3 separate regions of the Homo sapiens genome follow, and all the other regions are linked to region 1. The links are chromatin loops, found by intact Hi-C in ENCODE. Cell type or tissue: PC-3. All regions are shown on one strand. Each heading gives the region's core, and the rest is flanking DNA. Links, peaks and the distances in the headings are about the cores only.

Region 1 (10,563 bases), core at 2,715-7,714:
TTGAAGCTTTGGAGAATACAGAATTGGCCTGAATAAATGCCTTTTAAATTTATCTAATAAAAATGTCAAAGCACTGACAGCCAGAATACTCTCCATTTACCCATGTAAAAATAATGGGGGGAAAAGACAAATTAAAAGCAATGAATTCAAATCAAAGATAATCAGAATAGACCTTAGCTACAAAATGTTTCATCCCCCTTCCTGGAAGACCTAACCTCCAAACAGAGTCCCAGAGATGACTCAATTAAAACATATTTATAAAAACAAAGAGTCCTTCTTTCCTCAAAAATGCATTCTGAAGTTTAAAGCCAGCCTCAGATTTCTTCTACACCATTCCTAAACCTTGGTCAATGGAAAAATCATTCCATAATTTTTAAGTTTCAAAATATCTTCCATTACCTTAATTATGTATACATTTCATAGATTACCTCAAACTTCGTTCCCAAGAGGAAAGCATGAATTCAATACAATAGGTAGCAGTGTCTAAGCTAAATTCACAAGAATCACTAAACATTTCTACAGCTAGTTCAAAATGTAAATATTTGGTTCCTGAAGAATCTCTATTATTGCCTGAAGACTAATCTTGTCTAATAAACTTCTTCAAATAAAGCAAAACTATGTTGGGAGGGAACTTTACTTGGTACATACCGCCTTCCAAATGTTAAAAAAAAAAAAAAGCAGTAGTTTCTCTCCACATCTGCCCAACTATTGAGGCAGAGGGATGTATGGTTCAAAAGTTTAACAGGGTATTTTTATTCCCAGCCACACCAAAAAATAACATCCTTTAGTGCTGTTTCAGAAATTTAGAAGCACCATTCAAATACATCAAGTTATTTGCTAAAGAACATATTCTAAAGCCCTGGAATTGAACCTCAAAGTCCATCCTAAAACACAGACCAAAGATTGGGGGTTTTCCAAGCAAAATCAACATATGATTTAAATCTCACTAAGACTAGTTCTTATACTTTAACAAGGAAAAAATATTTTTGGTATTTTTACATGGCCAAGAGCTTCCAGAAATAGCAGCTCTGGGTACCTGTCATCTGATGAGTTTGCAGCAGCCTGATAGCGAACCTCCAGGGAAAAACATGCAAAAGTGAAAAGGGTTTCTAAAAGTAGGTGAAGGGTCAGCAATGTAAGTTCTAGCAAACACCTTGCTTTCTGGTCACACGCGCAGCTAAAAAATCAGGAGTTCAAGTTTGAAGCCATTCATCCTAGATTCAGAATCTACCAGGACCCAATCCGAGAAACTTCTGACTTTCTTTCTAAATGGAAGGTGTGTTTTGACAGGAGAAAGAATAATCCATGCTTCCCAAAAGGCAATGCACAGTGAGACAGCGAGGGCTGGAGACCTCAGAACAGTAGATGCCTCCCCATGGCAAAAACACTGGGCAGGGCCTCAGCCACCACCTGCAGTTGGGTCCCTCTGCCTTCTCCTGACTGCTTCATTTCCTCCTTAACCACCCCTAAGGCTGTGTGTTTCTTTCGTTATTACATCTCCTCCCTTACAAAACTTAGTCAAATTCAGCACTTCCCAGAACTTGGGATACACAGATGTTCACAGGTGCTCCTCCTCCAAATGGTTCCATGATCCAATACTTTTAGGAAACTCTGAGTTAAGGCAGGTTTAAAATGTTTCCTTTGCTGAAGGATTTCTCCAAGCCATCAATATGCTAATGTGTGTTGAGAAAGGCTCATTTTCTAAATTCTCTGGACATGGATCCCTTTTGTGGTGTCATACTTATTAATACCTCACTAAAGAGTTTTAGTGAGTGAAACCCTTTTTGAGTTCAGCAAGAGTCTAACTGGAGGCTACTTGACACTGATCCCAAACTTGGAATATTAAACAACACCTTTAATAAGGCCACACTTTTTCCCCTGCCTCCAATTCAACTTCTCATGGTCCTAAACTGTGGGGGGATGTCTATTGCCCCTTCCCTCCAATCTGATTCCCTATGATGCATGTTTGAACTAATAATCAGAGGCAGAGAAATGTTAAAAGCCTTAAAATTGATCCCAAGGTCCTTTGCACAGCCCCTTTGGCCGTAAGACTTAGGGATCGGACTTACTGGCAAGCAGTATTCCGAGTGTGCCAAGAGTATCCCACACCTCCTTAGACAAATGTATAAGGCACAAATAGCTGGAATTGGTGCACTAAAGGAGATAATGGACATAATAGCATTAGCTGTAATAAAATATAAGAGATTATTATTATTTGCACATCATCAAGTCAGCCCCTTTTATATATCACCATGCACAATTAAGCACTTAATAAATATTTTTTAGTATTGTAATAATAAAACTGAGTAAACCCAATCCATGCAATTTCAGTTTGCAATTAAGTTTCTGAAACACAGAGATATGGAATGACATATGGCCAAAGTGGGGAGAGATGAGAGCAAAAGAAGGGCGTTGAAGTGAGTAATGAAGTAAATGAGCCTATGACCCAGCAAGACTGGTTTGATAAGTTGAGATTTACCCCCACAGGACCCAGAGATGATATCATGGGAATCTATATAAGACCAGCGATGAGGTTATGTGGCTGACAATCCCCAAACCCATCTGAAAAGCACGGGTGCTCATTATTGAGCCAATGTTCCACATATGCAAAGACATAATATTCTAGATAAGCCAGAAATGTGAACATTGATGGGAAAAGGGGGACAATGTAAGAGGAAAGAACAGGAAGGAGATAAAACAGCAGAGATAATCTCCAACTGAGTACCCACCAGAATTTCTGCTCTCTGAAAAGACAAAGGCATTTGCACTGAGTGTAGCTTCTGTGAATCCCATTGCATCATATAAAAGGTATCCCAGGCTCTACTGGCTCAAGAAGAGGCAACCAAGCATCATCAATCCCAAAGCACCAGCTGATTTTGCCAACTCCCAGTCCATCTGTAGACCCCACTGAAAGGACATAAGAAACTGGGACCCAGAAGACAAGAAGTGGCTCAGACTATCCCAGGGAAGAGAGCTTGGGAGGCAGGTGCTTAAGTCTAATCCTCACTCCCCACCCCAACTCCCCAACCAATTTTAATTCAAGGTAGGAATTAAGGTTAACATTTCCTAGATAAGGTAATGACCTTTTGTAAGATGCAATCTTCTAAGAGAGGTAATCAATACAAAAAAGCAGGGGCCAAGGGGACCAGACCTAGCCCTGCTGCTAACTGGCTCTGGGAATTTAAAGATATTTCTGCTCTCAGTCCTTCAATGATCACATCTGTAAGACAGGAGGAGCAAAAGAGATTATGAAAGTGAAGGTGCCTTGAAAGTGTAATGCACCATGGCATGTGAAAGGCCTGTCCTACATGAGCTATGCAGGGCCTTTCTAATGGGCCTTACTTTTGATTGGCTGCAGCCACCATCAAGTAACTTAATGGAACCCATTTCCCTCTTTGGTCCCCCAGAAATGCCAAAACCAACCTGGATTTAATCAAGAGACCTAAGTTTCCCCGACATACTTAGCTCAGGAAGATTGTGCATGGGACCCCAATGCCTTCTCCTTTTCTCTGTGTATCCATTTGTATTTTCTCAGTTATGTTTTTACTTTCTATATGTGTCCAATTTTATTTTCAATGATTGACCTGGATTTTAGGTTTAATAGCCTAAATATCAAATTCTGTTAGTTCAGCTGTATAGTTAAAATGCTTTTACTCTTTTGCCCTTAATTAATGGATACCATTCAACAATGAAGAGTTCTGTTTAATCTTTTTTTTCTCTAATGAGATTTAAATTATTCTTTGTTTGCACATGGCCCAGGAGAGGTTTTTCCGGGGGGGCTGGTTGAAGAAGTCATGCAAGTTGGCCTCCCTTAATAGAAAAAGATTCACTGTGACTGTAAAATCAAGAGCTTCCCCACCTGGTAGTTATTTAGGAAGCTGATTTTTTAACTTAATCACAGGATTTTTACACTTATATTAAATTCCACTTTTGTTAGTTTTGACCTAGCAATTCATCCTGGACATCCGTTTTTAAATTAAGCTTTGATTGCGTTTTTTTAAATGATTTTTTTAAAGCAAAGACTTACAAAGTCAAAGGAAGGCCCAGTCTTCTCCTTTCCCCAGACCCCGCTGTGCCATGGTCAGAAAACAGAGTCTGTAATACTGAATGGCTATTTACTCCATACACAGTTTGGAAGAATGCATGGGAGCAATACCTCTCAAAGACTGCCAACATTGTGTACCCAGATACAATATTATCCTGCAGATAACCCAAAAAGCCAGCTATTGTTTTGACTTTAGGACATACGTGTTTCTAAGACGATGAAGACATCAATTAGAGTCCAAATCCCAAACACACACCTTGATCTCTACTATAAAAATGTATCAGGTGAGCCAACTTGAGAGTACTGGTAAATTCTTCAGCTGGCAATGATCTTGGTCTCCATCAGGGACAAGCTACATTAAAATAAGACCCTTGAAAGGAGTTACTCCAGACCCTTAGGGAGAGGAGCTTGTCAACTGCCAAGTAATTTCAACAGAGAATTCAGTTGCTCTGGAAACAGGTTTTGACAATGGCTGTGTGTGCCAAAGGGTTGAGCAGGCAGAGGGCACTGGGTTCCCGCCCCTTGCATGATACTTGAGGCTTTGCTCTCCAAACAGATGACTTCATTCCCAAAACAATGTTTTTTTTTTCTGAGAAGCTGCCAGTTCATACACATTTTAAAATAAATTCTCGTTGACATTGGAGTGGCAGAAACTGCAAACATTGCTTTTAAAAGCATGTGAGTTGGAAAAGGTAAGCTGGAAAAAGAAAAGAATTTCTCCCCAAAAAAGAATTTGTGGTCACTATGAAAGCTAAACACCTAATCAGCAATCACCTTATCAGCCACAGTATCGATTAAGGAGGTATGTGGAGTTATGCACAGGTACTTTACCTCTGTCTGAATACAGTGTCTTGAGGAATGGGTTCTAGTAATGTCTAAGTCTTCTCTTCCCTTAGCTTCTCAGGAAACCACCTTAATTAAAGAAAGAAAAAAACCAACAGATAATCTGTTCTTACTCAAAGCCTCATTGTTTTGTTTTGTTTTTTAACATTCCATGTCCCCCATCTCCCAAGGGGTACCAGAGGGGAACAGAGATAAGACAAGGAGGACTCTCTGAATGTCATTATTCTCCCTTCAGTGCAAACAGTGAGGCAGGAGAAGAGACACCTTCTCCCCAGTGATGCTCGGCCTGAGCACACATGAGCCTGAGCCATGGCTGTAAACACACTTGGAAGACATAGAGAAAAGGAGAGTTTGCACAGGATAAATCTATTCCATTATTTATACCCACCCCCAAACCTTTGGATTTCTTTCTCTATACCAAAGGTCCTCAAACTTTTTCTGTAAATGTCCAAAGACTATATATTTTAGGCTTTGTGGACCATATAGGCTTTCTGTCTCCTTTCTCCTTCTCTTCCTCCTCCTCCTTCTCTCCTCTTTCTTCTTTAAATTATGAAAACTGTTCCTAGCTCACAGACTTGACCCATGGACCATAATTTGTTGACTCATACTCTACATTATGCCACAGAAGTTGTGACATCTCAGCCTCGGAATGTAGGCCATCATTTAGCCCAAGTTTCAGTCAACTAACCACACTGTCAGGACAACCTCCAGCTAGTTATGCTGACACATTAAATCCAGAATCTCTGGTAAGTGCACCCATATCAATAAATTCAGGCTGACCTCATATTATATTCTATTCTCCTTGGTCTAATGCACTTACAATTTATTCTCACAATACTCCATACTACTCAGATGTTTGCTGTTAAGTAAACCATGCAATTCTCTGGGAGTCTATACTATTTCTTTCCTGTACCTGAGGATATCTGACTTGACATACAAGCCTTGAGGCAATGAAGAATGGGTCTTGATGGAGGTAGGAGAATAAAACACTCTCACAAGACAACAGCATAAGATGAAATTAAGAGTTTTCAACCAAGGAAGAGATTAACCTCAGATATGGAAGAAGGAGCTTGTTCTACTAACAAGGAAAGTTTAGGGATGCTTGCAAAGTTCTAAATTTTTGGATTTTTCTGAGTCCATTCAGAATGCCCTCATTTCAAATATCAAGGTCCCACTTCTTCCCAATCAGTTCTCTAACTTACACATAACAATTTGGTGAGTCTGTGATTTCAGTTTAGATTATAATTCTGCAATCCACACAGATTTGGAGTTTGGCTTTCAGTGATATTTGTTCCACAGCTACAGGAAATATAATGGTCTTTTATAGGGTAACCATAGAAGTTCTCTGGCTTTCTGACTGACACTTAAGCTGAGAATTTAAAACCCCAAACTTGTTATTTTCTTTTTACTATTCCTCCAGTACAGCCAAAAATAAAAGCCATCTCATGCCACAGTCCTTGTAGCCATTAACTCTACATAAGAGTCAGATGCAGTAGTCATTTGGTGCCCCAAGAAACTTACTTTATCAGGAAATTTAACAGAAACTTTATCCTAAGTGACCATAGTTGATAATTTAATTATTATGCCACTGCATACCATGGACTAAGAGTATCCCACTTTTCCTTTGGAAAGGAGCCCAGGGTTGCATTCAAAGCCAAGGTCATAACCAAATCAATCCGCAAATATCATCATGTATCATCTGTCCAATAGGACTATTCTTATTAGAAAAATTCTATCCATTGAAAGAAGAAAGAAAGAAGGGAAGGAAAGAGGAAGAGAGAAGAGAGGAAGGGAAGGAAAGAGAAGGGAAGGAAAGAGAAGGGAAGGGAAGGGAAGGGAAGGGAAAGGAAGGGAAAGGAAGGGAAGGGAAAGGAAGGGAAGGGAAAGGAAGGGAAGGGAAGAAAGAATAATACCAAATATTTAAATTAAAAAGATTTAATACAGTAATCTCCCCTTATCCATGGGCGTGTGTTCCAAGACCCCCAGTGGAGACGTGAAACAGCAAATAGGACTGAACCGTATGTATACTATGTTTTTTCAATCTAAAGCTGCTAAGTGACTAACAGGAAGGTAGCATCTCCAGTGTGGATATGCCGGACAAAGGGATGATTCCCGTCCCAGGCAGTCCAGAGTGGGACCCAGAGGGATAGCACACATTTCATCACACTACTGAGAATGGTGCACACTTTAAAATGTGTGAGTTGTTTATTTCTGGAATTTCCATTTAATATTTTCAGACCACAGCTGACCATGGATAACTGAAACCACAGAAAGCGAAACCATGGATAAGGGAGGACTACTGTATAGGAAATTGTTTTCACAGGAGTTAGAAAAATGAAAGAACAAAAGGAAGGCATTAAAATAACCCAGAGATAAGAATCTACAACCCTTAGGACTAGGTAAATAAAAGAGAAGTGGTTGGGATTATCAAAACCTAGAGCTCAAAAGAGGGATATCCGCTAACCTAGGGCTTAGCCCTCTGAGGAGATAGTACTGTACTTCCCAGCTGCTGATAGAATCTCAGAATCTCAGAGGACCCGCCCCATTGAGCTGGGGCTCAGATACCTGAGAAAGAATGAACACCTGGCTCCCAACAATATCCCTGAGCGGGTAAGATGAAGCTAGTTCTGGCAATGCTAAAAGAAGACAAAGAGAAGAGTAAACTTTCACTGACAAGACCAACGAGAAATAGGAAGGAAGCTCCTACCTTCCAGTCTTCTTCCAATGACAGAAATTAGCAGAACCCAGTAGGAAGTCATCTGGCAAAAACAGTCTGGAATATGTGATTGGCGGAGCTCTAAACCTAGCACCACAGAGCAGAGTATACAATTGTGGTCTTGGGGCTGAGAGTCAATAGGCAAACTATCAGCACAGATTGTGGTATGTTTCTCAGTGTCTTTCTGTTTAAAACAGGCCTGGTGGCATCTACGATACCTTTTAACATTCTATAACTACACTCTTAGTACTTTATTTTTTTTCTTAATTTTTAATTTCCATAGGTTATTGGGGAACAGGTGGTGTTTGGTTACATGAGTAAGTTCTTTAGTGGTGATTTGTGAGATTTTGGTGCACTCATCACCCAAGCAGTATACACTGAACCCTATTTGTAGTCTTTTATCCCACACCCCGCCTTCCCACACTTTCCCCCTGAGTCCCCAAAGTCCATTGTTGTGTCATTCTTATGCCTTTGCATCCTCATAGCTTAGCTCCCACTTAAGTGAGAACATACGATGTTTGGTTTTCCATTCCTTAGTTACTTCACTTAGAATAATAGTCTCCAATCTCATCCAGGTTGCTGCAAATGTTATTAATTCATTCCTTTTTTATGGCAGAGCAGTAGTCCATCATATATATATATATCACAGTTTCTCTATCCACTTGTTGATTGATGGGCATTTGGGTTGGTTCCACATTTTTGCAACTGCGAATTGTACTGCTATCTTAATACTTTAAAATTACATTCTTGTCTGTCACACCCAAATCCAAGTCTCAGACAGGAGAACCATGCCTGAAAAATGAGAAGTCTGCTTCTTCACACAACATCTGTGAATTACCACAATTTAACTTGAATTTTCTTATCTCAGTTCTCTTCTTAGTTTTGGCAGATAAAGCCCAACACTGAAGTAGATTCAAAGCCAAGGTCATAACCAAATAAATCTATGAATATCATTATTTATAGTCTGTCTAATAGGACTATTCTTATTAGAAAGACTCCATCCATTGAAAGAAGAAAGAAAGAAGGGAAGGAAAGTGGATGACAGGAAGAGAAGGGGAGGGGAGGGAGGGGAGGGCAGGGCAGGGCAGGGCAGGGAATGTGTTTCCTAAAGTATATGTTAAAAAGAGAATATAAATTAACAACACCAAAAAGCTGAAACAGGGCCATAGAGGAGCCAAGCTCAAGCATACTCTATAGAATAAGTCTTGGAGTAACCAAGAAGCACTACCTTCCATCTATAATGTAAAACAATAATAACAGTAGTAAAGATGTATTGAGCTAAGGCACTATGTACTAGGTATTAAGTTATTTACACCTATGAATTCATTGTATCTTCCTATCCTATGCAGTACAAATTAATATTATTCTTTTATTGCAGATGAGGGATTGAGAAACTAGCCTGCATTAGTTTCATCTATGTATTAAAACAACATGTAAACTAGAAATATAATATATACAGCTATAGCATGTATATTTAGATAGGTAGATACATGATAGATAGATGATGGATGGATGCATGGATGGATAGACAGATAAACAGACAGACTGATTTAACTCTTCCTAGGCCCACCCATTTGAAGAACCCAATGCCTTAACAACCACAGTCGCATTGTATGTTGGATGTTTGACACGGAAAGAGCATTTGGCAGTTTCTTTGGTCTATTTCCAGTGAAAATAGAGGGCAGTAAACTCATTCCAGATTCAGATTCCAGAACTTTCAGAGGCTGGAGATAGTGGTGATCTGTCTGTGAGGCCTCCATGTGTATCATTTCTCAGAAGCCAGCTAGCAGACCAGGCCACCTGCCAGAAAATGGTTAGCACATTTATGTCAGCTGGTTTGTCAGCCAGGTACCATGGCTCTTTCTAAGTCATGGCTTCCAAACCATGGGAACATAAAACCACAACGGCAGCCAAGATAGCAATAAGAACCCTTTCTTTGTATGCCGCACTAGTGGCTCTGCAAAAAGGTATGTGACATACTTTTGTGCAGTGTAACTGGCAGTTCAGAGCAGCAAATCCCTTCTGACCTGATGCGTCTCCTCTCCAGCTTTTTTGAATTCACTTTCTGTAGACAAAAGTAGAGTGAGTGACAAAATGAAGGATACTTTGATATTTGTTAAGAGAGACTACAGCCAAGTTCTCTCCCAAATCATTTTGTAGCCCTGTCCGATGGGCAAAAGACACATCAAATTAACTCAACTCTAAGAGTCTAGTTCTCTTATTGGAAATTCTTAATTTCTCAGTATTGTACTAAAGGGATTTTTTTTTTCAGTTAACCAGTTATCAGATAAAATTATATATGCCTACAAAGAGTAATGAGAAAAGATTGTTCCACTTTGACTTAAAATGTGATTTTATAACTTCTAGTCACAGTATATGATACAGTAACTGGTACTAGACTTACTTGCCCACTATAAACTATTTTTTCAAAAGGAAAGCATTTATGAAACAACTCTTTTCAAACATAAGCTGCAGACTGCACAGAAATTGATCCCCAAAAGAAAGGAAACAAACAAGGTAAGCCCTAAAACTGTCCCAGCTTTCTACCTGGAGACTAGAGCATATAAAAGCACCCAGCCAGGCATGACAGCTCATGCCTGTAATCCCAGCACTTTGGGAGGCAGAGGCAGGTGGGTCATCCGAAGTCAGGAGTTCAAGACTAGCCTAGCTAATATGGTGAAACCCTGTCTCTACTAAAAATATAAAAATTAGCTGGGCATGGTGGCACGCACCTGTAGCTCCAGCTACTTGGGAGGCTGAGGCAGGAGAATTGCTTGAACCCAGGAGGCGGAGGTTATGGTGAGCCAAAATTGTACCACTGCACTCCAGCCTGGGTGACAGAGCAAGACTCTGTCTCAAGAATAAATTAATTAATGAATGAAAAGAAAAGTGGAGACCACATAAATCTCATGGAGTTAAAGATACAATATTGGAGTTAGAAGAGGCTTGGGCAGCTGGA
Region 2 (10,563 bases), core at 2,849-7,848, 200 kb before region 1:
GACTGACTTTCATTGACTTGAAAACATGCAAAATACAAACATCTCCTGTTACCAAGCCACCACTTCCAAGGCTGACCGAACTCACAAGGGCAATCCTAGAGGTCATTCCATCCCAGCACCCTCATGGACTCACCTCTGCTGCCCTCCCCAAGGCCAACAACAGCCTGGTGAAATAGTCCCAAACTACCAGCCAACCCAGGCTCCATCTTGAACACAGGCATGTGTTCCAGCCTCTGAACATTCTTCATGCCCTTCTCACTGTTGCATCATTCTCCTCCTTGTCTTCACAATTTTATTCATTTGCTAGGGCTGCCCTAACAAAATATCACTATTTGCTATGAGTCTACAATTAGGAAAAAGAAAGAAAAAATGAAATACCACTAGCTATTTCGCTGGGTTGCTTAAACAGCAGCAATTTCTTTCCTCATAGTTCTGGAGGCTGGAAGTCCAAGATCAAAATGCCAGCAGCACTGGCTTCTCCTGGGTCTTCTCTCCTTGCTTGTAGACAACCATCTTCTCGCTGTGCGCCTCACACATACCCCTGGAGTCTGTGTGTGTGTGTCCAAATCTCCTCTTCTTGTAAGGACACCAGTCACATTGGATCACGGTCCACCTATCTGACCTCATTTAACCTTGAATCTCTTTAAAGGCCGTATCTCCAAATACAGTCATTTTAAGGTACTGGTAGTTAGGACTTCAACATATGAATTTGCTGGGGGAGACACAGCCCATGCAGTGTTGGAATCCTACCCATCCACATCCCTCCTCAGATGCACTTCCCTTCAGGAAGCATGAAACTCAGCCAGCTGGAATTTCTCCTTCCTTGAGACCCCATTTCTCCACTCCACCACTTAACAAAGGCCTAGAGGTGTATAAGTTCCTTGTATGACAGAACAATGCCTTGTTTTATAAATAGTGTCTTATATTATTATGTCTCCCAATGGCATATAGTTTAATACCTCATTCGGAGTAAGAATTTAACAAATATTCAATACTTGAACAAATAAAAAACTGTGGTACCTCCATACGATGGATGGATATTATTCAATGCTAAAAAGAAATGAGTTATCAAACCATGAAAAGATATGGAGGAACCTTAAGTGCATATTGTTAAGTAAAAGAAACCAATCTGAAAAGGCTACATACTGTATGATTCCAACTATATGACATACTGGATAAGTCAAAACTATGGAGACAGTAAAAAACATGAGTGATTGCCAGGGTCACTGGGGTGGAATTGGGGAAGGAAGGGAGGAATGAATAAATGGAGCACAGAGGATTTTCGGGGCAATAGAATTGTTCTGACGCTACAATGGTGGATACATATGATTTTACATTTGACAAAATGCATAGAATGCACAACATAACGAATGAAACCTAATGGAAGTGATGGACTTTGGGGGATAATGATGTGTTAATGTAGATTCATCAGTTGTAACAAAGGCACCACCCTGTTGTAGGACTTTATAGCGGGGAGGGTGTGCCTATGTGCGAGTGGGAAGATTATGGAAACTCTCTGTTCTTTCCGCTTAATTTTGCCATGACTCTAAAACTGCTCTAAAAACATATATAGTTTACTTAAAAGGAAACCCCTCAAAAATACAATTTTTAATTGAATTTTCTGCACAGCCCTCATATTTTTAAAAATATGGGTATGGCTTCCATCTTTGGGGTTTCGGTAAGCCCTGCTTTCCTTTATAGTGAGCTAGGTCATTGACAAGGAATAATAAATCAATTAAAAAAGAGAATGGTGTCTAAGACTTCATCATGCCTCCATCATAATCCCAACATTTGGAGATTTCAGGACAGCATGAACCTCAAAGTACGCAGCCTCCCTCCCAAGCAATGTGTGAAGCTTGTTAACTCTGCTCCAAGATGGTATAAAACTTTGATTAGCCAGAATGCTACACTAAAGGACTAGGGTTCTAGTTTATTGGTGTATGGCTGTGGAGTTCATGCCTCCCAAGCCAGCCCTCTTTGGAAGCAAACCAAGCGTTGCCTCCTTGGGGATGGCACTATTCATCCAACATTGCATTGCCCAGGGTGTGTACTTCTGGGATCCATTGCTAAAGGAAGAAATGTTAGGCTCCACTATGAGTACTGCTGCTGGCAAAAGACAAATATCCAGAGGAGCCAGGGCTTTGGGCTGAGAAACAGATGGCGGGAAGCCATCTATAGTGGAGAGAAGAAAGAGGAGGACTCAGGAAGAGGAAGGCACAGGAGGCTGGAAATGAGCCTCGGATCCTTCACCACTTTATCTGAAAACCACACAGGCCGTGAAACTCACCAGTCAAGTCCTGGATCCTCACTGACATCCTCTATGGAGGCCATTTACCTGAGTCTTAAAGATCTGTACCACAAACAGGTGCACTCAGACCACATGCCCCAGCCCTATACAATGGAAAGCCCAGTAATCAGCCCATGTTAATCAGGCCATCCTGGTTACTCTAACCAGAAGTATTCTATTTACTGATCATCTCTCTGTGGTTTCAGCTGTTTCTTGGAGTCTTAGTTTGTTTAAGCTAGTTCAACAGAAACACCATAAACTGGGTGGCTTAAAGAACAAATATTTATCTCACAGTTCTAGAGGCTGGGAAGTCCAGGATCAAGGCCAAGATTGGTGTCAGATGAGGGTCTGCTTCCTGGTTCCTAGGTAACCCTTCTTGCTATGTCCTCACCTGGCAGAAACAGCAAGGGAACTCTCTAAGGTCTCTTTTATAAGGGCACCAATCCTGTTCATGAGTGCTCCAACCTAATCACCTGCTGAAGGCCTCTCCTCCTAATACCATCACTTCAGGGGTTAGGATTTCAACATAGGAACTTTAGGGAGATACAAATATTCAGCCCATAAGAGAGCCAGTGAGAATCAAGAAGGAGTTTCAAGAACCCCTTGGCGAGAGAATGGGGGTGGGGGACGAAGAGAGAAGGACTTCTCACTCATTATAGCTCAACCAGAGCAGCTGCACGTTCACCTGTAATAAGCATTGAGGTCTTGCTTACAATTCCATTCAAAAGGGAGAAAACTTCAAAACCACCAGTGTATAGTGAAATATCAGTATTAGTGGGCCACACATCCCAGATAATCCCAATTGCAATACATATTGTCCCATTGTCAGATAACGTATCAGAATATGCATCCCTATTTGGCATTTGGAAAACATGGAATTGATAACATTTATTATTTATTATATATTATCTGGTATTATAGTGACTTGGGTGCTCGTTTTATCATCTGTACAAGTTTAACCTACTTAGGTGTAGGAAGCATATTCATCTTTGTACCTTTTAGAGTACCTGTCACAATGCCTTACACTCTGGTGTTCAATAAATATAAGTTGAATGACAATAAGAGTGTTAGGTCATATTCACTAGCAAACAGAGCTGTGCAGCGGGTTCTAAGGGCTATAATATAATGGCATGAACGTGCAAATTCTTACCTTTGTTTTCTAGGCAAGTCCATAATTAGAAACAATTTAAAGATAAGACTTTACAAACCAAAAAGGAAGTCCTAGACCACTCTTAGGCACAAAGATTTTAATATAGTGCCACAGAGGAGATGACTACCTTGGAAGAAGCAGCTCAGCATTCAGTGCTCACTTGTGTCAGTATAATAGCATTTCCAGACAAAAGTGCAAAGCACGGGATTACCAAGTGTTGACTCTTGCATGTGTGCATGTCCTGATGCTCAGACAAGTGATCTGATTACAGTCAGGGGCATCTAGATGTCTCTGGAATGTTCAGATGGAGGGTTTCGACAACATAGTTTCCACATCGAGTCCACTGGTTTGAAAAATAAGAGGAATATAGGTCAGCCCAAGGAGAGTGCCAGCACTGTTGGCCCAATTCCTTGGCACAAAGTAGACACCCAATAAACACGCCTTAAATGTGTAAAATGGCTCCCCTCCCCTCTGGCTCCAACCTGTTCAGTCAGTAGCCAGGGAGTTCCAAGTACTCTCAAGGCCCCGCATCTATCTGTTATCTTTGTTGAGGAAGACACCACGACCATTGTTTCTGCAGTGTTGACGACCAGGTGAACATTTCTGAAAATCAGGCATGGCCAAGAAGGGGCCTTCAGAGCATCCACAGTACCAGGTTGAAGAGCCCAGCACATCAGAAACATGAGCCACAGGGAAGGATGCTGTCCCTAAGTGCAAGCCACCTTGGGGCCCTAAAAGGAGGAAGAGACAATTGTCTGATGCGGTTTACATATATCCCTATGGGTTGCTGTTTGTGAAGTAAATGCAAGAACAATCCTGGGTGTCCTCTACTGCACATTTCCTGGTTCCCTTTATGGGAGTCCAAATGAAGTGATCTGTAATTAACCCTCAGAAGATGATCTGTCCTTGGTGCACACTGCTAGGTGTAGGTGTGTGTTTTGGGGGATGGTGTAGGAGTATGTGTTCTTCTATCCATGTGCATGAATGCATGCAGGGAAGCAGAAGTTGGGGGCGGTATCATTGCAGACCTCTCTCTCTTTTTTTTTTTTTTTTTTTGAGATGGAGGCTCGCTCTGTCGCCCAGGCTGGAGTGCAGTGGCACGATCTTGGCTCACTGCAACCTCTGCCTCCTGGGTTCAAGCAATTCTCTGCCTCAGCCTCCCGAGTAGCTGTGATTACAGGTGACTGCCACTGCACCTGGCTAATTTTTTTGTATTTTTGGTAGGGACAGGGTTGCACCATCTTGGCCTTGTGATCTACCTGCCTCCACCTCCGAAAGTGCTGGGATTACAGGTATGAGCCACCGCGGCCAACCGACCTCTCTCTTTTTTATTGTGTCTCACTAACCCAGAGCATTAACTGAAATAGTCATTTTTTCTTGCTCATCCTGTAATCACTATCAAAGCTCTATAATGTTCAATTTTTGTCAGGTACCAAAAAGGATGAACAAAGACATTCTGACATTACAACAGGCTGGATTTGCTACGAGGTATACAAATGAAGAAGGCTTGGAGAAAGAATTAGCGGGGATTCGCATCTAGATAAAGCAAGTTATCACTGTCTGCATAACCTTGAATGAATCACAGACCTTTCTCTAGCTCATTCATTAAAGCTTTGTTTAATTCAACAAATATTTATCACATGACAGGCGCCTGCCCTAAGCACTGGGGCTTCATTCATTTATTCATTCAACAAATATTTATTAAATCTCTACTATGTGCCAAGCACTGATCACGGGGTTGGGATACAGCCATGAATAAAATAGGCAATATTTCTGCCCCTCATGGAGTTTATATTCTAGTGGTATGGGGAGCAGGGAGGCAATAAACAAATAAATATACAATCAACATGTCAGGTGTTAAGTGCTATGTAGAAGAATAAAGGGGGTACTGGGATAAGGAAGGCCATGGGTGATACTTTATCTAGGATGTCTTGGAAGGCAGGCCTCTGGGAGTTCAGATTTAAGCAGACATGGGAAGAAAGCTAAGGAGGGAGACATACAGGTATGTGGGGAAAGAACACATAACAAAGAGTACAATAGGCATGACTCAATCAATTATACCTCAGTAAAGCTGGAAAAAAAAGGAATGACTCATTCTATACAAAAGCCTTCTACTTTGCCTCAAATCCCTTCTGGAAAGAAGAAATGTGTAAATCAACCATAAATGCCTTACCTACCCAGCAAGAACAGAACGACCTAAAATGAAGATGAAATGAAAAAGTGTTTTTAGAAGTATAGAAGGCTATATAAATATACAGTAATGCTCTTTATTAGTCACTGGTTTACACTAACAGGATCAAGTATGCATCTATATTTGAAGGTCTTATGCACAAATTAAATTGGTGCTGGCCCAAGTTCAAGAGCTAATACAAATGCCAAAAACGTATTTGGTGGTTATGGTGAGTGACCGTGTAACCTGCTTAGAACTGTACCCTAGGCCTGTAGTCCTCATGCAAACATAGCCTCTCATAGTATATCTCATAGTATACCATTTCCTGCTGCATTTGATTAGGCAAAGCTGAAATCTCCCAACCAAGATGTGACCTAAATTTCTTTATTTACAAGGAAATCACTGGTTAGAAAATTCCTTAGCCTTGGCAATTAGTCAATCAAGTTCATTAGCAGAGGTTGACATATTTCCAGGACTGGTGAAATTTTAATTGGGTAGTAAGGAGGAGAATACTCAAGCTTTAAGGAAATTCTCATTCAAAATGTTCTAACCTTCCAGCTTCTCCTACATTTTCCTTAAATCTAACTTAGGGGGATAATCCAGACCATACACACATGAATTCAGCCTGGATGTGGCATTTTGGAAGAAAACCCCAGCTGAGTACACATGAATGTGTCTCAGCTTTGCCAGAAGAAAAATAGTTGTGCATTATACATGGACTATACAGACATTTTTTGTAAGTCTTACTTTAAAATGTTTGAATTTTCAAACTTAAAATGTTCCATGTGTTTAGTGTTTCTTGTTTCATTAGACTAAAGAGAAGTGGTTGAAAATTCAGTCTCAGCAAACATGTGGTATATTCCAAGAATGTTTCATATATTATGATTTCGTAGCTATAGAGTTGTAAACATGGCTTTTACACTCATTACTGGTTGTAGTTAAAAGATCATTTATTCAATAAACATTTATTGAGTACCTACTATATGCCAGGCCCTATTCTAGGCACAGGAGATACAGCAGCAAATAAAGTTCATACATTTAAGGAAACAGGCCATAAATGAATTTGTAAATAAATATAACGCAAGTAGTGAAGCAATTGTTCTTCCTGTTTTATTTAGGGAAAGGGAGTGTGGGAGGGGCTGCTATTTTAGAAAGAAAGCCTCTCCCTTGAAGTCTCATTTGAATAAAGATCTTAATGAGCCTTTTGCTGATTTGGGGAAGAATCCCCACACAGACAAGAGTGGGCCAGGCTCTGTTGTCGGGAGTGCCTGGAACAGCCTGAAGGCCAATGTGGCTGGGGCAGAGTGAGAGGTGAGCAAAGTAGTAGGAAATGAGATCTTATGTGAAACCCCCATGTCATAGGGTTCTTGCACACCCAAAGTGGAATGACTACTGAGTCCACAGTCTGGCTTCATTTTCTGGACGTTCAAGTGATGATAAGGAATTGCAAGGAAAGCCTGCTGTCAAACAACAATCTCCTCATTAAGTTTCACATGAACACATACAAAAAAGGACATTCTCTTTTTCCCTCTCAGGACCTTTGCATTTCAACAGCTTGAAATGCTCTTCTTTACTCCTCTTCCTATCAAATTCCCCAGGTTTAATTTAAGCTCTGCCCCCTGTGAGAATCTTCTCTTAACTCCTCCAGCTGACACTGAGTCAATCTTCTTTGTGACTAGGGGGTCTTAACCTAGGACTTCCCTGGCATCAATAGATTATTTACAGGAACTCTGAAACTGCATATGAAAAATTTTGTGTATCAATCAATATGCTTTTCCAAGGGTGCTCATAAATCCCATGAGATTTTCAAATGAGTTTGTAGCTTTGAAAGGTGGAGAACCACCAAGCACTCATGGACGGTGCTTCTCAAACATTAAATCTGCACGCAAACTATCCACATTTCATTAGACTGAAGATTCCAACTTGGTAGCCCTGGAGTGAGGCTTGGTGCTGCTGGTCCTGGGACCATACTTGGTAGCAAGAGACTAGAATGTGGTCAGCATTTGCTTGTGTACACTGGCAAGGTGCTCTCTGCACTTAGGTAGATCACAGGTTTCTGGACAGCAAGGGCACTGACAATACTACTTGGCTTTTCTCCCAAGTAGGGACTAATAGAAAAACAGCCCACTGTTGGGCCTGACAGGTGGTCTACAGATACCAGGCTTCTAAGGTTACCACCAAATGTTTTTAAGGCTAAACCTTTCCAAAATTCACAGCAGAATCTCAAAACTCCTAAAATCTTCCTGAAGCAAAGCTTTTTCCTCTCTTCCGGTAGTAGACTCCCATAACATGTTGAAACCTAAATCCATCAACTCTACAAGCTATCATAGTTAGCACAGGAAATGCACTCATTTGGAAGAATAATTCACTATATGAGGGATCAGTTACTCACTGAAGATGTTCAGTACAAAGAAATAACGTGAGGCACAGGGCATGGTGGCTCATGCCTGTAATCCCAGCACTTTCGGAGGCTGAGGCAGAAGGATCACTTGAGGCCAGGAGTTTGAGACCCTGGGGGAAAAAAAAAAAAAAGGAAAGGAAGGGAAGGGGAGGGGAGGGAAGCGGAGGGGTGGGGAGGGGAGGGCAGGGGAGGGGTGGGGAGGCGAGGCCAAAGGAGCCAAGATAAATCAAACCACCAGGCCCTTGAATGAGCAGGTCCTGGATAACTGTTTAGAGTCCAGCAGTGAAGTCTCATTTAAAAACGGCAGAGGGAGAGAAAGCCTCTAAAAGGCAAGGGATAATGTAGAAAAGTAAAAATAGGTTTTAGAATAAAAATGCCGTTTCAGACAAACTGCCACTCTATATTTGCAAAAACTGTAAAAGAAGTTATTTATTTGGCCATGTAGAAATAAAGTGCTTTTAACAGCAGCTAACAATAGATCACGTGAAAAAAATTACATACAAGACATGTGTGTCGGGAATGTCTTTATGTGTTCAAAAGGAATTTTGCATGTGGTATTTTATATATATACACATATTATTTGGACTTATAAAATACCCTATGTAATGAAAACTATGCATAAATATTTATAAAAATACCTTTTTCTAAGTAGGCCAGGAACATTTAATATTTTTCAATAAATTAATATATAAAATATATACATTAGTGCCAAATGGAACATATATTTTGAAATATGAAACCCAAGTAAAATGCTCAGGAATCTGGAGTAGAATCCAGGTATCTGCCAAAGGAAACTTTGGACGAGTTGTCTTTTGAAGAAGGGAAACAATGCTGGGTCTCTTATCTTCACGGACTGTTTTTGCTTGTCAAACTTCTAACATCACTTCAGCCGAGTTTCGTATTTGACTTCCAACCTCATGGCCATTTGACCTGCCAACTACTATTTTTCTTTGAGGCTTTTAACACCCCACCCAAGTATTTTGCTTTCCAGATTGTGTGCGTTTCCTTTTCACTTCACCTTAAAGTCAGCCTGGGTTTACAACATCGGCTTAAGGCGCACCCTCTAAGGTTTCAGACAGACCCAGGGCACCGCGGTGATGACCTGAAGCTGATATCTCTCGGCAAAGCCAAGGTATCCGGGAGGTTCTCCGCGTTGTGCCAGGATTTCCATCCAACCCGAGAGTCTCAGGGCAGAGGCCAGGCCCCCAGCGTCCGACTCCCAGGGGTCCCAGCCCCCTCCCCTGGCTGACCATGCGGGCTGGGACCTCCCAGCCGGAAAACACCGCCCTTTCCTGTCGCCTACTCCTTCCCCAGGCCGACGACTCGCGGAGGAGGAAGAGACGGAGGCCGATTAAGAAAATTAGCATTCATTAACCCGGTTCACGCTCCGGCCCCGGCGGAGGGGAGGGGCGCGCCGGGCGGCGGCGCTGGCGGTGGCCGGGTGACCGGCGGGCGCAGGTGCCACCGCGGCCTGAATTTTACTCTCTCGGGCCGGCAGCTGCGCCACTTGCGCCTCGTCGCGCGTCTGGGGCAGCCGCCACCGGCTTGCCCCAGCTTTAGGCAAATCCTTTTGAAAGACCCTGAGGGAGAAGAAACGCCTCCCTCTGGGTAGGAGAACCTGTAGCGTCTGCTGTTCGTCGCGTGTCCAGTTGCTCAGCCGGGAGCTCCGGCATCTTCAGGGCGCTTATTCCACTCTCCGGGTTTTGGCTGCAGCTCTGAGGGGAGCGAGCTAGAAACTGACAGAACGCGACCCTCCCCCTCCGCGCCCACCGGAGCCCGGGCTGAGAGGGACCTGGGGAGCTGCGGCCTGGCCGGGGCGGCGCACTCAGGTGGCCTCGCTTCCCTGCGGGTCACCGCCCGCCACTCGCACAGCTAGGTCGGCCTGTTGGGATCGGGAGAGGTGGGCGCACGAGTTTTAGTGCGGGAGTCCGGGGTGCGGGCGGAGTCCTATTGTCCCCGTGCACCCGGGCGGCAGCACCTCCGGGTCCCTCTTTAAACCGAGCGTCCGGCGACCTTTCTTTGTGCTTAGGGAGTCGAAAGCGGCATCTTCTCCGAGAGAAGTCGCCTACTGGGGGGTGGCGCTGGGGAGGTAACAATGGGCGCCCATTGTCCTCCGAGGGTCCAACGGTGACCCCCCCCCGCGCGCGCGCCCGGCCACCGGTTGGCCCCGGGCCAGGGCACAGGTACCGCGGCTGGGAGGGTCGGCCCCGCTGCCCGCGCCCTCCGCCCCGCCCCAGTGAGTCCCCGCGCCGCCGGCCCCGCCCCGCGCCGCCCCGCCCTCCGCAGGTTCAGTCCTCGCGTCCGGCCGCCCCGCGCTCAGTCGCGCGCACCTTCTCTCGCGGCCGGGGGACCGCAGCGCGGGGCTAGCCCGGAGACCCGGCCACCGGCCTGGGGCGCCTTCACGCCGTCTCGGAGCGGATAATGCGGTGAGCAGGCACCACGCCGGCAGACTCGGCTGGATCTGCGCACAGCGGCAGGGATTGCGTGCGCCCGCGGGAGGCCCGGGGCAGCGGCTGGGATCCTCAGCGGCGGCCGGTGAGTCGGGGCAGCCCAGG
Region 3 (10,563 bases), core at 3,591-8,590, 330 kb before region 1:
GGCTTAGGAATCCAGATGGGGCCCTGAATCAAGGAGAGAGTATCTCTCATTCTTAATTCTAGTTGCTATTGATTTAGCAACTCTTAAGGAAGCATGGTAATCTTTCCTTTTCCCCAATTTGTTGTTCATTCTCCTTCAGAGGAAAGGTCGTTCTCATTTGTTGGTTATTGTGGAGCAACTTAAGCACAAAACCAGAAATATCAATGCTCATAGCTAATCTCCACGTGGCCAGCACCTGTGTTCTGTTTCGACACCTGGGCTCATCTGTGCAACCACCTGCAAATCCTGACCACTGATCATGAAGTGAGTTAAGTGTGTTGATAAACCAAGCAGATTCACTTCACTCCTGGAAACCTACTGTATTAGTCCGTTTTCATGCTGCTGATAGAGACATACCTGAGATTGGGCAATTTACAAAAGAGGTTTAATTGGACTTACAGTTCCACGTGGCTGGGGAGGCCTCACAATCATGGCAGAAGGCAAAGAAGAGCAAGTCACATCTTACATAGATGCCAGCAGGCAAAAAGAGAGAGAGCTTGTGCAGGGAAACTCTCCCTTATATAATCATCAGATCTCGTGAGACTTATTCACTATCAGGAGAATAGCACAGGAAAGACCTGCCCTCTGTGATTCAATTGCCTCCCACCGGGTCCCTCCCACAACACCTGGGAATTCAAGATGAGATTTGGGTGGGGACACAGCCAACCCATATCACCTACCATCAAGGAAAACTACGCTGTTTGAAAGTCTTTGACAGGTTATTTTGAATTTATATTAAGGATTATATTTTTCTTAAGTATCTTGTGAAAAGTTTTTAAAAGTACAGTTGTAGGAAAACAGGGCCTACTTGATAACATATAAGGGTTAGGTCACTTTTTAAAAGACATAAAGCAGTTTACTTTTGCTGAAGTAGCAAGGTCTATAGTTCCTGAAATCCTAGAATTCCCTTATTCTGATAAGACTGGGTATTTAATGGTCAAGGTTCTGAGTTGCCAACAAAAGAATCCATTCTGATTAGTTTAATCAGGAAGGGGGTTTATTCAAGAATATTAGGTAGATCACAGAAAATCAAGGAGGGGCAGACAGTAGGCTCTGAGCCATTCAGGAACAATCGTGGACACACAACAGGAGCTTCTTGAGCAAATTTTCCTTTGCCACTATTGCTTTGTATCAATGAGGAAACCAGGATGGATACCAGCAGCTTCTCCCTATTCTGATCTTGAAGATCTAGAGGCCTCCATCATCATATCAATTTCTCTCCATGCAGCCAATTCCTTGGGTTGCTAATTTCCAAAATCTAAGACTATCATGGGTAGATCTGATTGGTGGAATCTAGGTTACCCTAGCTACAAAAGAGTTTCGGTGTGGAAGATTTCTAGCTTCTACCTTGGGAAGGTGCAACTTATCATATGGGATATTACTAAAAGGTAGAGAAGATATCATTAAAATTAAAACCATTTATGCTTCAAAGAATACCATCAAGAAAATGAAAAGACAACTCACAGAATGGAGAAAAGCTTTGAAAATCATATATATGATAAGAGACTTGCATTTCTTGCCTATAAAGGAATCTTACAACTCAATAACGAAAAGAAAAATAACTGAATTAAAAATAAGCAAAAGATCAGAATATACATTTCTCCAAAAAAGATATACAAATGGTCAATAACACATGAAAGATGCTTAACATCATTAGCCATTAGGGAAATGCAAATCAAAACTGCACTGAGATACCATTATGAATCCACTAGGATGGCTATAATAAAAAAGACAGATAACAGCAAGTGTTGGTGAAGATGTGGAAAAAGTGGAACTCTCATGAATTGCTGGAAATGTAATATGGTGCAGCCACTTTGGACAACAATCTGGCAGTTCTGCAAAAGGTGAAGCATAGAGTTACCCAGCAATTGCACTCCTAGATATATAGTCAAGAGAATTGAAAATGTAAGTCCACACAAAATCTTTTACATCAATATTCATAGCAACATTCTGCAAAATAGCTAAAAAATGTAAACAATCCAAATGTCCCTCAGCTAACTAATGGATCAACAAAATGTGTATATCTATACAACGGAAGATTATTTGGTCATAAAAGGAATGAAGTACTGATGTATGCTACAATATAGGTGAACCTGGAAAACATTATGGTAGGTAAAAGAAGCCCATCACAATGGATCAGATATTGTATGATTTCATTTCTTTGAAATGTATTCTTTTTCTAGGGCTGCCACAACAAAGTACCATAGACTTGATGGCTTAAACAACAGACACGGATTTTCTCACAGTTCTGGAGGCTAGAAATCTGAGATCAAGACACCAGCAGGGTTGGTTTCATTCTGAAGCTGCTCTTCGTGGCTTGGGGATCCCATCTTCTCCCTGTGTCTTCACATGGTCTTCTCTCTGTGCCTGTGCCATAATCTCTTCTTTTAAGGAACCAATTGTATTGGATTAGAGCCCACTTTGGTGACCTCATTATTACTTAATTACCTCTTTCAAGACCCTGTCTTCAAATACAAATAGAACCACAACATATGAATATCAGGGGGACACAATTCAGCCTTTAACAGTCTATAATAGGAAAACATATAGAGACAGAAGATTAATGAACAGATGGTTGTCGTATTAGTCCATTTTCACGCTGCTGACAAAGACATACCTGAGACTGGGCCATTTACAAAAGAAAGAAGTTTAATTGGACTCAGTTCCACGTAGCTGGGGAGGCCTCACAATCATGATGGAAGGCAAGGAGGAGCAAGTCACATCTTATGTGGATGACAGCAGGCAAAAAGAGAGAGCTTGTGCAGAGAAACTCCCATTTTTAAAACCATCAGTTCTCATGAGACTTATTCACTATCATGAGAACAGCATGGGAAACACCTGCCCCCATGATTCAGTCACCTCCCACCGGGTCCCTCCCACAGCATGTTGGAAGTCAAGATGAGATTTGGGTGGGGACACAGCCAAACCACATCAGTTGCCTAGGGCTGGACAGTGGTGGGAGGTTTGGGAGATGATGGTTAATGGGTCCAAGATTTCCTTTTGGGGGCAAAAACTGGAAGCATTCCCTTTGAAAACTGGCACAAGACAGGGATGCCCTCTCTCACCGCTCCTATTCAACATAGTGTTGGAAGTTCTGGCCAGGGAAATTAGGCAGGAGAAGGAAATAAAGGGTATTCAATTAGGAAAAGAGGAAGTCAAATTGTCCCTGTTTGCAGATGACATGATTGTATATTTAGAAAACCCCATCGTCTCAGCACAAAATCTCCTTAAGCTGATAAGCAACTTCAGCAAAATCTCAGGATACAAAATCAATGTACAAAAATCACAAGCATTCTTATACACCAATAACAGACAAACAGAGAGCCAAATCATGAGGGAACTCCCATTCACAATTGCTTCAAAGAGAATAAAATACCCGGGAATCCAACTTACAAGGGATGTGAAGGACCTCTTCGAGGAGAACTACAAACCACTGCTCAATGAAATAAAAGAGGACACAAACAAATGGAAGAACATTCCATGCTCATGGGTAGGAAGAATCAATATCGTGAAAATGGCCATACTGCCCAAGGTAATTTATAGATTCAATGCCATCCCCATCAAGCTACCAATGACTTTCTTCACAGAATTGGAAGAAACTACTTTAAAGTTCGTATGGAAGCAAAAAAGAGCCTGTGTCACCAAGTCAATCCTAAGCCAAAAGAACAAAGCTGGAGGCACCACGCTGCCTGACTTCAAATTATACTACAAGGCTACAGTAACCAAAACAGCATGGTACTGGTACCAAACCAGAGATATAGATCAATGGAACAGAACAGAGCCCTCAGAAATGATGCCGCATATCTACAACCATCTGATCTTTGACAAACCTGAGAAAAACAAGCAATGGGGAAAAGATTCCCTATTTAATAAATGGTGCTGGGAAAACTGGCTAGCCATATGTAGAAAGCTGAAACTGGATCCCTTCCTTACACCTTATACAAAAATTAATTCAAGATGGATTAAAGACTTACATGTTAGACCTAAAACCATAATAACCCTAGAAGAAAACCTAGGCAATACCATTCAGGACATAGGCATGGGCAAGGACTTCGTGTCTAAAACACCAAAAGCAATGGCAACAAAAGCCAAAATTGACAAACGGGATCTAATTAAACTAAAGACCTTCTGCACAGCAAAAGAAACCACCATCAGGGTGAACAGGCAACCTACCAAATCGGAGAAAATTTTCGCCACCTACTCATCTGACAAAGGGCTAACACCGAGAATCTACAATGAACTCAAACAAATTTACAAGAAAAAACAAACAACCCCATCAAAAAGTGGGCAAAGGACATGAACAGATACTTCTCAAAAGAAGACATTTATGCAACCAAAAGACACATGAAAAAATGCTCATCATCACTGGCCATCAGAGAAATGCAAATCAAAACCACAATGAGACACCATCTCACACCAGTTAGAATGGCGATCATTAAAAAGTCAGGAAACAACAGGTGCTGGAGAGGATGTGGAGAAATAAGAACACTTTTACATTGTTGGTGGGACTGTAAACTAGTTCAACCATTGTGGAAGTCAGTGTGGTTGATTCCTCAGGGATCTAGAACTAGAAATACCATTTCGCCCAGCCATCCCATTACTGGGTATATACCCAAAGGATTATAAATCATGCTGCTATAAAGACACATGCACACGTATGTTTATTGCGGCACTATTCACAATAGCAAAGACTTGGAACCAACCCAAATGTCCAACAACGATAGACTGGATTAAGAAAATGTGGCACATATACACCATGGAATACTATGCAGCCATAAAAACTGATGAGTTCATGTCCTTTGTAGGGACATGGATGAAACTGGAAACCATGATTCTCAGCAAACTATTGCAAGGACAAAAAACCAAACACCGCATGTTCTCACTCATAGGTGGGAATTGAACAATGAGAATACATGGACACAGGAAGGGGAACATCACAATCCGGGGCCTGTTGTGGGGTCAGGGGAAGGAGGAAGGATAGCATTAGGAGATACACCTAATGTTAAATGACGAGTTAATGGGTGCAGCACACCAGCATGGCACATGTATACATATGTAACAAACCTGCACATTGTGCCCATGTACCCTAAAACTTAAAGTGTAATAAAAAAAAAAGATTTCCTTTTGGGATAATGAAAATATTGATTGATGTAATGGTTGCAAAATTTTGTGAATATACTAAAAGCCATTGCATTGTACACTTTATATGGGTGAATTGTGTGGTATGTGAATTACATCTCAATAAAGCTGTTACACAAAAGAAAAAGAGGAGGGAGTTCAGAGATATTAGGTGGCCACAAATAATCAGTGTCTATTACACTACCTTCAGCTGAGAAATTAAGAACAAGCTAGGAAATAACACCCCATGGTCTCCTGGACTAGGCCGAAGTGTCCCCTTTCCTCAGCCTAATTCTAAATCAACTTGACATGCCCAGTGGGAACACTGGCATTGCTGCTCTTTTGCCACAATGCCAATGTCCTTCTGGAATCTTTGGGAACGAGGCAACTGGCTGTGACCAATGTCATCCCTTTGATGTCCAGGATGCATGTGGCCACCCTGGTAAGCACCCCTTTCCTTAGCCAAAGCTCTGAGTGCATCCCTGAGGACCTATATATGGTAGAGGAGGGAAAGAGGTTCTCAGAGACATAGTTTTTTCAGTCCTGGAATATTTGTATTTTCCAGTTAAGTGGGCATTCATTAGCCACATAACACCATTTTGGTCAACAAAAGACTGCATATTGGAAGGTTGTCCCAGTAAAAAATACTGTATTTTTACTGTACTTTTCCATGTTTAGATATATGAATGCTTATCATTGCATTACAACTGCCTACAGTATTCAGTACATTCAGTACATGCAAGTACCCTCTATGGTGTTTACACAATGATTAAATCATCTAACAATGCATTTCTCAGAACATATCCTCCTTGTTAAGCATTGCATGTCTGTACTTCAAAAAATGTTTAACCTAGAAGGCCATCTCTGTAAGATTCAACAGAGCCTGCCCTGGTTATTTATTTTGCTTTTTTACAGCATTATCCCTTAATCCCTGTTTGGCTCTTCTGCATTACAAGGCCTCTTACTCATCTCCACTGTGGACTTCCCTCAGACTCTAGTCACTTGCTAATTGGCTTGAGATTTTTTTTTCCTTCTTGTGAATGTATTTGCAGTATTATCATTGCTGTAATAGAAGTATGTATAGGAGAAAGTACTTGGTAATGGGTGGAGGTGGAGGAAAACTGTCAATGAAAGCTTTTTTAGAGTAGAATATTTTGGATTTGTGAGTCTTTAAAGATTGATGGGGAAAGAGAAGGGAACATGGGGAGATGTGGAGGAAGAGGAAAGAACCCTCCAGCTACATGAGCAAAGTCAAGGGTACTTGACATAGTCCAGAGCGCCAGGGCAGCTGTGAATAGTTTGATTTGGCTTCAATGTAGGCTGCAAAGTGGGAATGGGGCAAGAGGTGAGCCTGGACAGGTGGGCTGGGCCAGAGGAAAACCCGTAGAGCCAGGGGAGCAGGAGAGAGGCTGTCTAGGCCAGCTGTGTTACAACATACCCTTAAGGCATAAGGGATGATTAAACTAAAAGGTTGATGGACATTTTTCTGTGACTGGCTTCTTTTGATTCATCCTGAAGTCTGCTAAATTATTCCAGAATATGGAATCCAGGAACTCTTTTGTGGAGCAATGCAGTGAAATTAGCCCTCATGAGTATTCACAATGAGTATCCAGATAAGCTTAAAATCCATGCAGATAGGTAGAGAAGGAAGCAAAGAGGCAGCTTGAGAGCTCCTGGGTGAAAGGGAAGAAAAAGCCACATTCCATTGCCCGGAGCATAAGTCATAGATGGCCCTGCCCCAAGGGGCTTCAGGAAAACTAAATCCAACCGGCAGAGATAAACCAAAAGTGACTGCAAATGTTTTTTGCAAAACTTTTAAAGGATACTCCCCTAACCCCAGTGATCCCACTTCTTCCTCTGGATTCAAAGTCAGACATCTTAGAGCTAGAGGCACCAGTCATGACAGATGAACCACACTTCTTCCATCCATCCATCATTAATCTATCCGTGTAACTATCCATTCATAATCAGGCCTTTGAATCTCTGGGTTCTATATAATATAGTCCGCGCTCCTGACTTTTGATTGGAAATACATATGCATGCACACACACATACACACACGCTTTTATTTTACAATGAATAAGTGAATGTCTAATAATGAAAATCAGCCTTCTTCGTAAGTACCAAGGGAGTATTTTTATATCAGAAAACATTTAATGACAAGGACAACATCAGCACTTCCTCTGAACATCCTACTTATAAACACTCTTACTTCTTAATTAACCTCCCCATTTTCCAGTAAATGAAGCCTGTTTTCCTAATAGAACTCCCCCATATCAATTTTTGGGTGTCTGGAATAATTTTTAATGACTATCTAGTTATTGTATTTTAATCTCCTCCCCCAAATCTAAGTGATAAATGCCTCACCATTTTCTTCAGATACACACCCCAGCCCTTATTCAAATCACAGTCCTTCACTCACAGTCAGGAACCCGCACACCTGGGAGTTTGTCGAAGAAACACCACCTTGTGTCTCTGCCCATCTCAACTCCTGTCATCTCTGAGCAAAGCAATCTTACTCCCATCTATGACTCCAGTTCTACATCATTGCACTCCCTTGTTTGGGGGAAGTGGACTAGTGGGACAATTTCCCAAGTTCTATTTTGAGAAAGGGGCAAGTTCATTAACTTTGATCAGGATGGGATGGGGAACACTGAGTGATGTATTTGGCAGATCTTTACACTCATATCTCTCTTGGAATCCTAAGATGATAGACAGATTAGAGAGTAGGGGGAGAGGAAAACTTTTTTATGATTAAGAGAGGCTTCATTGAGAACCTTTTTATGTGTTTGACCTTCTCTCCCCTGGTCCAGTTGCCCCTCGTGGAGACTCCACAGACCTCTGTTTATATCATTCACAGGATGTGCTCCCTGAAATAAGCTGAATAATATCCACCAAGATGTCCATGTTCTTATCCCCAGAACCTGTCAATGTTACCTGATGTGGCAAAGGGGGCTGTGTAGATGCAACCAAGTTAAGGATATTGATTGACCTGGGAAGATTCTTCTGGATTATCCTAGTGGGCCCAATGTCATCATAGTGGTCCTTATAAGAGGAACACAGGAGAAGCCCATGTCACACGGAAGTAGAAGATGTGATGATGGAAACAGAAGGTTGGAGTGATGCAGGGAAAAGGTCACAGGCCAAGGAAGGCAGGCAAACTTCAGAAGCTAGAAAAGGCAAGGAAATGGATTCTCCTCTAGAACCTCCAGAGTAAATCAGCCCTGCTAACACTTTGACTTTAGCCCAGTGAAACTGCTCTGAGATTTCTGACCTCCAAAACTGTAAGAGAATAAATTTGCACTGGTTTAGTCACCAAGTTTGTGGTAATTTACTACAGCAGCCACAGAAAATTAAAACATTCCACTTAATGACATTTCCACTCACAAATCCGTCTCTTTGAATAGAGACCACAAGCTCTTCTATATCTCCTAGCACTGGGCACCCTGTCAGTTAGTTCCTTCGGAATACAAGAAACAGAAACATCCCAATCAACTCCAATAAAGGATGTTCAATATAATGACACATGAGAAAGACAGGAATTGGCAAAACTGTCCCAGCAGCTGCCCTGCTAAGCCTTGTGGCCACTGGAACATCCTTTAGCAAACAGTGTTAGTTTTGGTCATTGGGCAGAAAGGTCAGTAACTCAGCAACATCAGTGGCTATTCCCTCAGACATGTCTGTTTTTGTGAGTCAATTTCTCTCTCCCCTGCTGCCACCAATTACCCAAGGGAGTATTTTTATATCAGAAAACACTTAATGACAAGATCCTGTATCTATTGTTTAAACTCTCTTTAAGAAACAAGCTGATCTTTTGATCTATCACCACCCAGGTGGGGGCAAAGCTGTCTCATGAAGCCAACTTTTCTTTGATGCTGGCCAACCTATAGATGGCTGTTTGGGGGTTGGGTGCTGACCCCTGGTTCAAGCAGCTATGGTCAGGATAACAGAGCTCAGAGACACCTCTCCAATCCACTGGTGCAGAATCCGCTCTCAAAAAATACTTTTTTGAAGGGAAGTGGCCCATGGAGGTACAAAAGAAATGTAAGATCTGGTCCCTGCCCATAAGAACTTTGTCATCTAGGAGTAGAAGGAAAATATATATAGAACAATTTTATATGGAGATACACACAGACACACACACACACACACACACACACACACATACACACAAATAGATATTTGGGAAATATATATGGAATAGGACAGCATTATATTCAATAGCCAAGTATCCTAATACAGTAAAGTATCCTTTGTTAGATAAATAAAATTAGAGGCCAGGAGCGGTGGCTCACACCTGTAATCCCAGCACTTTGGGAGGCCAAGGTGGGTGGATCACCTGAGATCAGGAGTTTGAGACTAGCCTGGCCAATGTGGCGAAACCCCGTCTCTACTAAAAATACAAAAATTAGCTGGGCATGGTGGCAGTGCTTGTAATCCCAGCTACTCAGGAGGCTGAGGCAGGAGAATCGCTTGAACCCAGGAGGCGGAGGTTGCAGTGAGCCAAGATTGCACCATTGCACTCCAGCCTGGATGACAAGAACACAACTCCAGCTCCAAAAAAAAAAAAAATAAAATAAATAAAAATAAAAAAAATAGAGATTATTACATTATCAATAGCCTTTTTTCTTCCCTAATGAGATATCTTGGCCTATATGAATTCACTTTCATTTCCATGTTTCTTTTGAGCAGTTCCAAGATTTAGCTTCTAATAGGGAATGTAGTAGTTAGGTTTGTTAGGGTTGTAAGCATAGCAGGGTAAACTGAGGCTTTTTTCCCCCTTGCCACCTTTCTGTACCTCTGTAGTTATAGAAAAAAATAGAGGATATAGAAAAAATATTTGTAAAAACCTACTGTTTAGGGAGAAGCAATCTAAGCATGGCACCTTGTATGTTCACCTTTTAAAAGAAACCTTTGTAATGGCACAATGTCAGGGCCATAGGTTCTCATGAGAAACAGCTATGTTATGTTACTAGAAGTATAAAAAATTGAACCCAACTGGGAGTCTTTGAAGATAAACAAATCCCTAAGGTGAGGTGTGTTTAATTTCAGGAATTTGGGAGAAGAAATCTCAGTTAAGAGAAGAAGTTCCCATACCTTTTCCCCATTGAGAAGCCTAGACCCCTCTTCTCCCTCTCCTCCCAGGAGTCTGCAGTCAGTGGGGAGGAAAGCCAGAGGCATCCTGAGAATGCCTGACACAGCCAAAACTGCCCAATCACTAGAAGAATCTTAGGGCCTGGAGTCAAATTATTTTTATAGGAAGGAAAATGTTCCCTGGAAAAAAATGGGGAAAGTAGAGGCATTAAAATGGCAAAGGGGGACATGGGGAAAAAGGCAGAGGGTGGAAGGAGGGGAAGAGAAAGAAGGGTGGGTGAAGAAGAAAGGGCATGTCCTCAAGGAACACCC

The links. Hi-C counts contacts between places; a loop is a spot of excess contacts. Peaks named below come from ENCODE experiments on the same cell type or tissue, not always from the same donor. Only the 100,000 strongest peaks of a DNase experiment are listed, where the experiment ranks them.
Region 2: it touches region 1 in a loop (2.4-fold over the local background); 1 of 110 quality-filtered maps calls a loop at or near these places.
Region 3: it touches region 1 in a loop (4-fold over the local background); 1 of 110 quality-filtered maps calls a loop at or near these places.

What each region holds. Positions count from the first base shown.
Region 1 is chr2:37,467,182-37,477,744 of GRCh38, reverse strand. LOC124905991 (a long non-coding RNA gene) reads right to left here and starts at 10,157. Exons shown (of 3, transcript XR_007086288.1): 1 at 9,585-10,157; 2 at 7,596-7,691; 3 at 1-4,957. In PC-3, for the core only: no CTCF peak of the experiment used is centred there; DNase peaks (open chromatin) are centred at 4,554 and 5,534; H3K4me3 peaks cover 672 bases; H3K27ac peaks cover 2,275 bases.
Region 2 is chr2:37,671,406-37,681,968 of GRCh38, reverse strand. LOC107985870 (a long non-coding RNA gene) reads left to right here. Exons shown (of 3, transcript XR_001739410.2): 2 at 4,662-4,729; 3 at 4,867-5,195. It overlaps CDC42EP3 (CDC42 effector protein 3), which reads left to right and starts at 10,327. Exons shown (of 2, transcript NM_006449.5): 1 at 10,327-10,543. RefSeq lists silencers at 9,349-9,518, 9,739-9,808, 9,819-9,878, 10,049-10,538. In PC-3, for the core only: no CTCF peak of the experiment used is centred there; a DNase peak (open chromatin) is centred at 5,508; H3K27ac peaks cover 840 bases.
Region 3 is chr2:37,798,584-37,809,146 of GRCh38, reverse strand. No RefSeq gene overlaps it. Among named protein-coding and RNA genes, the nearest start is that of PIRAT1, 72 kb to the left of the region's middle. In PC-3, for the core only: no CTCF peak of the experiment used is centred there; DNase peaks (open chromatin) are centred at 6,046 and 6,586; H3K4me3 peaks cover 1,578 bases; H3K27ac peaks cover 3,084 bases.